Linked DNA regions of Mus musculus: regions 2, 3 and 4 are each linked to region 1. The links are chromatin contacts, found by Hi-C in ENCODE. All regions are on one chromosome and are shown on one strand. The core of a region is the stretch at or near the end of the contact, and the rest is flanking DNA. Distances in the headings are between cores, read along the strand shown.

The links. A loop is a pair of places that touch in the nucleus more often than their neighbours do.
Region 2: a map of heart shows a loop between it and region 1 (8-fold over the local background). The contact joins the promoter of Cep295 here to the promoter of Chordc1 in region 1. A Hi-C loop is called at or near these places in 11 of 37 maps with a recorded cell type or tissue (Patski, T-helper 1 cell, T-helper 17 cell and 4 more).
Region 3: a loop to region 1 is called in a map of left cerebral cortex, with 2.3 times the contacts of the local background. The contact joins the promoter of Slc36a4 here to the promoter of Chordc1 in region 1. A Hi-C loop is called at or near these places in 2 of 37 maps with a recorded cell type or tissue (T-helper 1 cell and left cerebral cortex).
Region 4: a loop to region 1 is called in a map of v-Abl transformed pro-B cells, with 7 times the contacts of the local background. The contact joins the promoter of Zfp560 here to the promoter of Chordc1 in region 1. A Hi-C loop is called at or near these places in 4 of 37 maps with a recorded cell type or tissue (T-helper 17 cell, T-helper 2 cell and v-Abl transformed pro-B cells).

Annotation. Positions count from the first base shown.
Region 1 is chr9:18,290,907-18,293,559 of GRCm38, reverse strand. Chordc1 (cysteine and histidine-rich domain (CHORD)-containing, zinc-binding protein 1) reads right to left here and starts at 1,293. Exons shown (of 11, transcript NM_025844.2): 1 at 1,100-1,293. The coding sequence starts at 1,163. Gm51667 (a long non-coding RNA gene) reads left to right here and starts at 295. Exons shown (of 4, transcript XR_003948105.1): 1 at 295-485; 2 at 856-1,375.
Region 2 is chr9:15,356,463-15,359,115 of GRCm38, reverse strand. Cep295 (centrosomal protein 295) reads left to right here and starts at 1,328. Exons shown (of 27, transcript NM_176976.4): 1 at 1,328-1,490. The coding sequence starts at 1,373.
Region 3 is chr9:15,708,427-15,711,079 of GRCm38, reverse strand. Slc36a4 (solute carrier family 36 (proton/amino acid symporter), member 4) reads right to left here and starts at 1,342. Exons shown (of 11, transcript NM_172289.5): 1 at 1,243-1,342. The coding sequence starts at 1,288.
Region 4 is chr9:20,383,837-20,386,489 of GRCm38, reverse strand. Zfp560 (zinc finger protein 560) reads left to right here and starts at 1,332. Exons shown (of 7, transcript NM_001004190.3): 1 at 1,332-1,473.

The DNA of each region.
Region 1 (2,653 bases), core at 44-2,543:
TCCCTTGATGTATGTGCCCCAAATTGATGACTGTCTATTTTTTCGTGGCTTTCCTAGCCTATGGTTCCATTTCACACACACAAAGACAGATAAACTTCCAACAACAAGCTGGTATCTCTCCTGAACTTTGGTCAGGAATTTAGTACCCTAAAAATATTGCCTCAGGCTACAATGCATCAATGTATTCAGTACTGAAGTAGAATATGTACATATCATGACAGTTAAACGTGTGTTCATACACTGGCTTCGCTGCATCTTTCCCTTTAAATCCTGTCCCAGTCTCATTTTGAAAGAAGCTACCAGTTTACTTGTGTACCAAGATCATTATCTAAGGAACTGGTCTTAACCTCTTTTACAAAGCTGAACTGTGTTATTAACACGTGGTGTTCCAGTCTGTGATGAAATACTTCAGTGTGGTTCAGTTATATAATGAGTATATATGAATGGATATAAAGACCATACTATACATACTAGATGAATCGGAGGTAAGTGTTGTTTATTCCTGCAATAGCCCAGTTATCTGCATAAATACTCCACTCAATAATGAGATTCATTCACACCTCTGGTTTCACCCAGCATAGGTGCTTGCTTTCATTGTGCATTCCAAATTTGACCACACTGGCTTTTGGAACAGCACTTGGGGATCATTTTATGCTGGAATAGCGTAGTTTAAAACTGCAGGCCCCAGTAAAAGTATGCCGAAAACGTTATTGTGGAACGGATGTGTAACAGTCATTTCCGGAGCCCAGCACGGTTTTTTAAAAAGCAAGTAATTTGACAAGTGACAACACGCTTTCCACTAGTACTCAAACGCAACAAGAAGTCTAATAGTGTGCACCTCTTTATACCTCTTAGGCCCAGGAATCACGGCGGTGACAGTGTAAACCGGGTCTGGATAGCCTAGAATTGAGCAAGTGCAGGGGATGCCCACTGAGGAATGAGGGGCGCCGGGGACACCGAAGCGCCCGGCCCTGCGCTCCCAGAGAGGGTGAGAGAGCTGGGAGGCTCCGGGGGACCGCAAGAGGTGAAGCCAGGTGAAGGAGGCCAAGGGTCCGGAGAGGGAGGCCTGGAGAAAGCTGCCGGCCACGGTCCTCCTTACCGTCCGAGTTGGCCTCTGGGTCGAAACGCTGGCCACAGCCGCGGTTGTAACACAAGAGCGCCATTCCGTCTTCTCGGCGAAATCCACACCACCCGGGACTAGAAGTGAATCACCGCAGCAATCACCAGCACTACTGTTCAGGCCGCAGCTAGCTTCCGGAAGCCGCCGGTACTGCTTCAGGAATTTTCCCGAACGTTCCGGTTGCACAGGCGCAGAAGAGACCGGAAGACGGGCCAGCGTCGGGCGGTGGACAGATTTCCTACCGGACTGCCACAGGTGAGCACAGTCGGGTGGATCCGGACAGTTATAGATGAGACACCAGGGGAGGAAGCGGAAGACTCGGCGAGCGGCGATCTCTTTGTGTTCCACCCCGCATTCTCCCGGCGTGCTTTGTGTTGCGCGGCACGCCGAGTTCACTGCGCAGCCGCGGTCGCTTGCCAGAGGGTAATTGAGGGGTGAGGTCCGCCCCTTTTCCCGGTCCCTCGGTCCAGGTTTATGCAGCGTCAGAACCTATGCTCTTATGCTCCTCTAGAACTGCGTCAGTTACCAAAAATTGAGGTTAAGTCGTCTTACAAAGACAGGACTTTAGAATGAGCAAAATTATGTTTTGAGTGCAGTCCTAGAGTCAATCACAATTCTAAATTGAAATTTCACGTTAGTCATCACGTAACCTACATTCAATCTTTCAGTAGGTCTTGTGACATTTTTAGTGTGCAAAACACATTATTACATTAATAGGCAACTTGCAAACAGTATGGTCCTCAGCACATGCTTTCTATATGATGCTTTTGAAATAGCAGACTGTTTTGATGACGGAAAGTAGTTGTAATTTACCAATAATCCCAAGTTTATTAATGAAGATCTATTCACAACCTTCCTAATCCCAATAATAAAAGTATTCTCATTTTCTGTATCTCTTTTTATGCCTAGAAATATCAAACTTATGTGTTACAACAAAAAATATAATGTATTTATTTAAGCTAATAGAATTTTCATTTTATGCCATTGTTAAGTCATTTATAGTCATTGTTATGAATGTGAAAAAATATAACGTAAAAGCAAAATTCTAGGCCTTTAGGCCCAGGCTTGAGAATGTGACCTCTATGACTCAATGCTCCAAGGGATGCTAATCATAAAACAGCAATATTCCTCCACCCACCAGCTTCCTGGGTTCAAGGAGTGTTCATTCAAAGAAAGTCACCCTGACCCACCCTGACCATTGCTGGAACCCGCTATGCAAATGTGCTATTGTTAGGGGCTCTTAGAAACTGTCTTGAGAAATAATCCCCACAATTACCAGGTATTCCTTGTGACTCTTGTGACTGCACTTCTTTGTGACTCTTAACTGGTATTTTTGGTATTTTCCAACAATGCCCTCCCCACCTCCTTGAGTTGTGGTTTCTTCCTTTAAATACCCCTTTACCCAGCTACTCAGGGCGCCATGGTCTTCTACCCCTGCATGGTGTATGACTGTGAGCACTCTTGAATTAAAAGTCCTCTTGCAGTTTGCAGCGAGACAGTTTCTGGTGAGTGATTTGGGGTGTCGCCTCTCCT
Region 2 (2,653 bases), core at 79-2,578, 2.9 Mb after region 1:
TCCTATTCAAAACAGAACATGTCTCAAGCTCAGATTTCCACTTGAGTACTTTCTGCCCAAGACGCCAGCTGGGTAGAGCTGTCCAGTCATCAGGTCAGCAAATGACAGAGGGGTGTCAGGCAACTGAACCAAAAGTGCTTGCTACACCTCTTCTTCCAGACTTGCGACCAAGTGAACATGCCTCTGCTGGGAATGGTGCATGAGTTTAATGCAGATGGATCTCCTTATGGCAAGGCCTGAGGAGTTGGGTCCCCACATGGCAAAGACCTATGGGATATTGGAACAGAATCTCCTGGCCTTTCCCCAAGGAATGCTTGGTTCGCTTTTGCCTTGCATTTGTGTGTTTGACTTTGTTATTGGAAGTATTTGCTTTTACTTTGTTTGTGACAGATGTTTCTCTAGAATCAGAAAGTTTGGACTGTGATTCATTCCTATTTGTCTCTGAGGCCATGAAAGTGGAATAGACCACTACTCCTGTGTTTGTTAATAATGATGCGGTTGGTCAACAAGAGGGCCTAGTCTGTGTACACCAGCTAACATCCAGATGTTCTCTCCTTATGGTTACTTAGTTCCAACAATTTGCCCTACAGTGCTGTTCCAAACAATAGTTACATGGGTATTAAAAGCTTAAGAAGGTCTTTCTGGATTGTTGGTTCCAAGACTTAACAGGAATATTCAGAGGTTACACCAAGCAAGGATGAGCAACTGACTCGGTTTACTAATTTGCCCTGGGCACTAGAGGAATGAGATTTCCTAAGGGGACAGGCTAGGTGTCAATAATTAAATCAGAATTTCTCGGGTATGTAGTTTATCGCCTCTCTGTACTGTATCCTCAATTGGTTATGTATCAATGTGCTGGGTTAGATATTAGCCACGTGCTCAATCTATATTTCATCTTTCTTGATACTGTTCATGGGTTAGCAGGAAACCGTGGCGACTGAGAAGGAAGTACAGTGTGCACTTGGTTGAACATAGGAAGTTCTTAAAAGAGACGTGGAAAACTAGATGTATAAATAAAGGTAGTCTGAGTTGTCTCGGTGTCAGAGTATAGTATGTGAACTGCACTTCCTGGTCCAAGTCTTCCGCCGATTCCACACATCCTCCTTCATGTTCTGAACCCGACCCAGGATTGACTGCCGGCGACAAAACACCACAGAGCAAGTGGGACAAGACCCTGACAGTTGAGAGGGATAATGGCCCGTTGCGCAAGCTGCGCGTGCGTGCGTGCGTGCGTGCACGTGGGCGGGGCTGCGCGTGCGCCGAGCTGGAGGTGGGCGGGGGCTTGGCACGGCGCGGCCTTCCGGGCGGCCCCTGCGGAGGCGGTCCTAAGCTGGTTCCCGCCGTCCGATCCCGCCATTGGCGGGCCGTTTGAATGACGGAAGTGACGAGAGCCGGGTCATGGCTGTCCCGCAGGTACCCAAACGGCTGCTGGGTAGCCGGCCGGGTGCGGGTGCCTGTGTGTCGTGAGGCCAGACCACACACGCTGTCAGGTGAGTGACGGAGGCCCGCCAGGGTTCTTCTGGCTGGCCGCGAGCAGGCTGGCGAACCTTCCGGCCCTTTAAACCGCCCCGAGGCCGGCCCTACAGAGAGCTCGGCCTTTCTGAGGCATCCGCCACCCGTAGCTCTTCTGGTACTCTTCCTACACTCAAGCTATGAAAAAAATGGCAGTCTCATTCGAGAGTGTTAGTTCACCCTGTAATCCCAGCACATGCAAGGCAGTGCTGAGGCAGGAGAAATGCCTCGTGTTCAAGACCAGCCTAGGCAATAAACCCTACAGCAGCGAATGGTTGTCGTCAGTCTTACATTAGAATGTGTTCGGCGGTTGGGTAGTAATTAAGCCACACGTACATATAGTACAGCCACGTGTGGTGGCTATTACCCCCTTACACGGAATAAAGTTAACAAGGCCCAAGGGATTTGAAACTTGGCTTCTGCCTTTTGCTAATGAATGGCTCTTGCATCCACATCTATTAATTTTTTGGTTACTGTGTGTCAGATACTGCCTAATCCTTAGAAGGAAATCTATCAAGATAAGCCCTACTGTGTCCATCATTATTGGACACTTAAAACACAGAACTTGAAGAGTCCACATGGGTAGAAATGACTAGTGAACAAGCCAGGTAACAGGATTCTACTTAATAGATGCAGGAGGAATACTTGTCTCCTATGGAGGACAACTTAAAATGTTCCTCTCTTGGAGCCTCAACCATCCTCAGGAGTATTTTCTTAAGAATTCAGTGGAGTGTATTGGAAAAGGCTTTTTTTGTTTTGTTTTGTTTTCCGAGACAGGGTTTCTCTGTGTAGCCCTGGCTGTCCTGGAACTCACTCTGTAGACCAGGCTGGCCTCAAACTCAGAAATCCACCTGCCTCTGCCTCCCGAGTGCGGAAAAGGTTTTCAATTCAAGCAATTACTACTGTTTGACATTTGTTCTTCGATGAAGTCATGACTGGGTCTGCCATGTAGTACTGTATATGGATTAGTCACTTTCTCGTTCAGTCCACGCTGAATTATTTATAAGATGCAAGACAGTTTTTTAGACAAAAGAGATGAGGTGATGAATAAGATCATACTTGTCCTGACCACAATTGTGATAAAGAATTCTCTGTGAAAAGGAATGGTTTCAAGCTGGGCATGGTGGCGCACGCCTTTAAT
Region 3 (2,653 bases), core at 93-2,592, 2.6 Mb after region 1:
AGTGTGTGGACCACACTGGCCTAGAACTCACTGTGTGGCATAGGCTGACAGCCCGCTTGCCTCAGCCCCATAACACTGGGTTTGCAAGTGTGTACTGCTACCACACCAGCTTTATACATGCTAATGATAACATACTATCCCGCTCCTGCCAATCTCCTCACAGCTCAACAACATGGGTTGAACTGAAGAGTCTCATAAACTTGAGTTTGTAGTAACAAGGCCCTGCCTTAGGCAAGAACAATTGCAAGACAAAAGAACTTGCCTCCCTGAATTCTAGTGTGGATCAAGTAGTCATTGGCTAGCATAGTATACAGCACCCTGCTTGACAGTCTGTTCTCAATGAAAGTTAGACTTAGAATTTCTACCTTTGTTGAAAACAACCATGAAGTGTTGGCACATTATTATAGGCATGCCAGTCTATAAATTACTTCAAAGTATGTTTTAATTTAATCTCTTTCTTTAAGAAATATTTCTTAACACAGTGTGCTGCTAGGAGGACATCTTTCTATCCTGATCCTGGCTTCTGTTTTCTTTCTGGCAGTAGTAAACAGAAGCAAGCCTTCCAAAACCATGGAAACAGAGCGCTCAGGGCCTGTCAGAGCCCAGGTACGTGCTATTTTTCAGGCAGCAATGTCCCGTTAGAACAGCTGCGCAGCGAGGAGTCAACGGAGGCTTCAGCTGGAGATGCCCAGAGTTGAGATCCAGGCTCAGAAAAGAAAACAATGATAACTTCCTTAAAGCATCCTGGAAAAAAACAGAGTGGCAGCAGTTCCCGCCTCCCTTTGACGTGGACAAACGGGGCGACTCCCCGCACTGACGCACAGTGCTACAAGCACAGGCCCGTGGACAGACAGATGGACAGAATGACAGGCATACAAAGACTGACAACTCAAAGGCAGACAGACCTCACACTCGGTGCAGCGACCTGCAAGGCCCCGCCAGGCCTGGGGACCACTGTTCTGTGCTGGTCCTAGAGGAACTCACGCCAGCCAGGGTCCTGGGACCCACCAGCCTCTGCCTGGAGTCTCTGCATACGCCGTCACCCCGCCATCCCGCCATCCCGCCACCCTAGTGCTCAGTGCGCGCGCAGAGACACCCCCACCCCCTACCCCCCCCACGGCCAGGCGCGCGAGACACCGGGAGCCCGGATGCCGCCGCAGCGGACGCGAAGGCCGACGCGCCCTCACTGCGAACGCGGGAGACGCCCACGCCCCGGGTTGGGTCAGGCCGGCAGACACCCACCGAGCTCCTCGCATCCCGCCGTCTCCGCCGGCGCCGGCGCTTCCATCCCTCGGGGGTCTCCAGGTCGCCGCCGCCCGCTCTGCCGGCCGCACCGCCGAGCATGCGCAGAGCCGCCCCGAGGGGCGGGGCCCGGGCTGGCCTTGACCGTAGCCCACGCGGGTCTGCGCCTCGGGGTGACAGGCGCGGCGCCTACAAGCTGAGGAGCGATCCTCTGAATCCCCGGGCTTCGCATGCCGGAAGAAAGGGCCTCGGACCACGCAGAAAGCAGGCAGACTGCAACTCCCGACGACCGACTGGCAGTGTTCCTCCACCCCAATTGACACTAACAAACGCAGCTAGATGTAGGCTCCTGCACTGGCATCTTAAAGACAGCTAACACTAGGGTTAAGGCAAAGAGGGAAGTGTCGACATCCACTATCAGGCACTACACTACATTGTCATATGGTTCTTTGGTCATATGAGAGACAGCGCAATGCAGTCTGTAAGTCACTGTGCCACTGTCCACACAAAGGGTAAGACCCTTCGGTAGCACCACCACCAACAACAACAACAACAGTAAGCCAATGAAGGCAGGGGAGGGATCTGCCACTGCAGCAGGGATTCTCAGTCTGCATACGAAGCTGGCTTGCGGAAACCGTTTCAGCCTGCCTATTAAGTATTGCCTACTTTCAACTTTAAAGTGGCTTCACTATCTGCTGACTTCCAGAAGGAGGGGCACCTTCTCCCTATCATCGGAACAACTCTATGGGTGGACCTAGGAAATGCAATGACAGTACCTGGAAGAGCCCTCACTGTTGCTAACAACATGACCTTTACTGCAATATCTTTGTTTACTCTTCGTGACTGACTCATCCAACTGAAAGCTAAGAAAGACAATGGTGCGTGAGTTTAACTTACTTTGAAAAGGCTCCACACTGTGCTAACAGAGGTTTTTTTTTTTTTTTTAAATAAATATATGGCATGGACTGCCTTAGTTAGGGTTTCTATTGCTATGATAAAGCACCATTGACCCAATGCAACTTGAGGTGGAAAGAGTTCACTTCAATTGGAAGTCCATCACTGTGAGGACAGGAACTCAGGTCAGGAACTGAAGAAGCCATGGAGGGATGCTGCTTACTGGTTTGCTCTGTGTGGCTTGCTCACACTGCTTTCTTATAGCACCCAGAAACGGCTCCTCATTGCCGGCACTGAGCTGGGCCCTTCATCAATGAAGACAATACTACCACAAGCTTGTCCTCAGGCCAATATGGAGGCATTTTCTCAATTGGGGTTCTCTCATTTCAGATATATCTAGAATTGTATCAACTTTGCAAAATACAACCTGCACATTTACAAAAGAAAACTAGAATGGCTCGGAAAGGTGAGGACGCAGCAGCCAAAAGCAGAGCAACGGACAAGGGAAACTGAGGTC
Region 4 (2,653 bases), core at 83-2,582, 2.1 Mb before region 1:
CCCATTCTCAAGAGTGCTCCTCACCCCCTTTAAGCCCTTTCCTTCCTTTCTTTCTCTTGTGTGTGACCCTATATTCCTGACTAGTTTGAAACTATTTATGTAGACTTGACTGGACTCAACTCACACTGTTTCCGACTCTTGCAAACTCTGAATTTAAAAAAGTGTGGGTCTCAAAAGAGTCCGGTCCCCAATGAAGGAGCTAGAGAAAGGACCCAAGGAGATGAAGGGGTTTCCAGCCCTATAGGAGGAATAACAATATGAACTAACCAGTACCCCCAGAGCTCCCAGGGACTAAACCACCAACCAAAGAGTACCCATGGTGGAACTCATGGCTCCAGCTGCATATGTAGCAGAGGATGGCCTAGTTGGTCAGCAATAGGAGGAGAGGCCCTTTGTCCTGTGAAGGTTCTATGCCCCAGTTTAGGGAATGCCAGGGCCAGGAAGCAGGTGTGGGTGGGTTGGTGAGCAGGGGGAGGGGAGAAAGGATAGGGGGTTTTCGGAGGGGAAAGCAAGAAAGGGGACATTTGAAATGTAAATAAAGTAAATATCTAATAAAAAAAGTGTGGGTCACTATGCCTGGTCCCAATTTTCTTTTAGTTATTATTTTGTATAATGTGGTTAAGAGTGCAGGTGCACGTGTGCCGGCCTGAGGACAACTTGTGGAAGTTCGGCTCGCTCATCGGGTCTTGAACTGAGGTTATCATCAGGCTTGGAGGCAAGCTTCTTTACTCTGTGAGCCATCTCATCCACCCTACTTTCCTTTTCGTAATAAACTGTCTTTACTTCGAAAGGCGTGTTTCTCGTCTAATTCTGTGACTAGAGACACAAGTACCTGGATACTTAAGTGGGTGCATTAAGGCTCACAAACCTAACAGGAGCAACACTGGGTGACGTGTGCGCTTTGACAGGTCTGTCCTGTGTCCACACGGGCACAACTCCAGTCGTTGGTCTGGTTGTCAGGCCAGCAGTCTCTAAATCGAGTTGGGGTAAAGCCACTCTTGGGGCAGGAATCGGTAACTGCCCTGCCTGAAGGGGCGTAAACTCAGGGTAAACTGAAGCGCCCGAAGCCGGAGGACACTTAAGTCGAAGAAAACAGCAGTGACATCAGCCGCCCTCCGCAGTCTCTTACGCTCCAGCCCTTGGTTGCAGAGTTCTTTTTCCATCTCTGTGGTCGTCAACTTGTATGAGACGCTGGCGACACTAAATAAATTCTTGCTCTGAACGTCTTCCAAACAGCCCGCGCAGTGGTCGGAACTGGTCCTGCAGCCCCAGGCCGGGAGCGGAAGTGCCGTTGGCGGTGTTACCTTCCGACTCTTCCGGCGCGAGCTCTAGGGTGTGAAGCTCCTTTGTTCCTCAGAGGCGGGGTCCGCCCCTCGGCGGCTGCACTTCCTCGGGCTGTGCGGGCCAGCGCGGCCGGAACCTCCGCTGCGCGCTTGGTTCTCTGTCTTTATTTTCAGGAATTGGCGAGTTCAGGTGAGTGCGAGGTGAAAGCTGTTGAGAGGGCTTTGCCACCTTGTATTTACAAACGCGTGTGTCGTCAGAAATACGGCATCCTCTTCGCACGTCCCTTATTTGTTTCCAACACTTAGTTACATTTGGGTAGAAAGCCATCTCTTTAGTTGTCGGTGTGCTTGTAAACGCGTGTGTACTGGAAAAACAAAAAACAACAAACAAAACCTTAAACCAGTATTCACTCATTGTAGCGGAATTTCTTAGGCCCTACCTACAGGATTCAAAACAAGGACCTGTAGGAGGAATGGGTGGAGACTATTGAAGTATTCGGGTTGATTTATTTCTGCAAAAAATGTTTGGGTGAGTTGTGTTGATGGAAAAAAAAAATAGCTCTGGCCTTAAAGGAAATAAAAGTTGATCCTGAACCAAATAATGACAATGACCAGAAAAATATGTGTTTCCCCAAAATAACATGTTCCATTGTGGAAGTGGTTACATGACTTATTAGTGTTTTTATTTATTTATTTATGGGTGTTTTATTTGGTCATTTCTTGTATATGTGGATAGTTGGTTATGGCAAAGCGACAAAATTCAGCCTATATTCTTGGGCAGCTTGTAGCAATTGGAGAAGCTTAATATTTAATAAAGGAAATAAATATGAGACTGCAAATTGATGAAGACTCAAAGTTGAGGGCTATATTTTTCCTGTCTTTGTATGGTAATAGGTAAAATAAAGAAAAAAATGGCGATTTAATCCAAAAATACTAGATGTTGGAGTTAGTGATGCTGAAGGGAGTGGGAAATAGTCATCTCTCCCTCTTCCTAAAGTATTAGCGAGTGTTGGGACTGCCTTTTTCAGTGTGTCACCTGAGTCTCTTTGGAGATCATTGTTCTTGTTTGTTAGGATTGACAGAGGCAGTATGATAATGAAAGAGAGAGGAGACCTCAGCAGAAGGAGGTTGTCCTTTCCTGGGAAGGTGGAGAGTGTGTGTCGAGGGGCTTGGGGTTTGAGAGGGCAGAAAAGAGACTGGAAATTTCATCTGTATGTTTGTTCTTTGTAGTCTTAGGACGGAGACATGCCAGTAGTTGCTTTATCATATGTTGAGTGTTTTTGTAAGGTTTTCCCTGGCTCCTGACTGCAGATCATGTTCTCTTCAGTGTTGGCTTTCTAGTCAGTATGCTGAGTCAGGAGTTTCTCAGC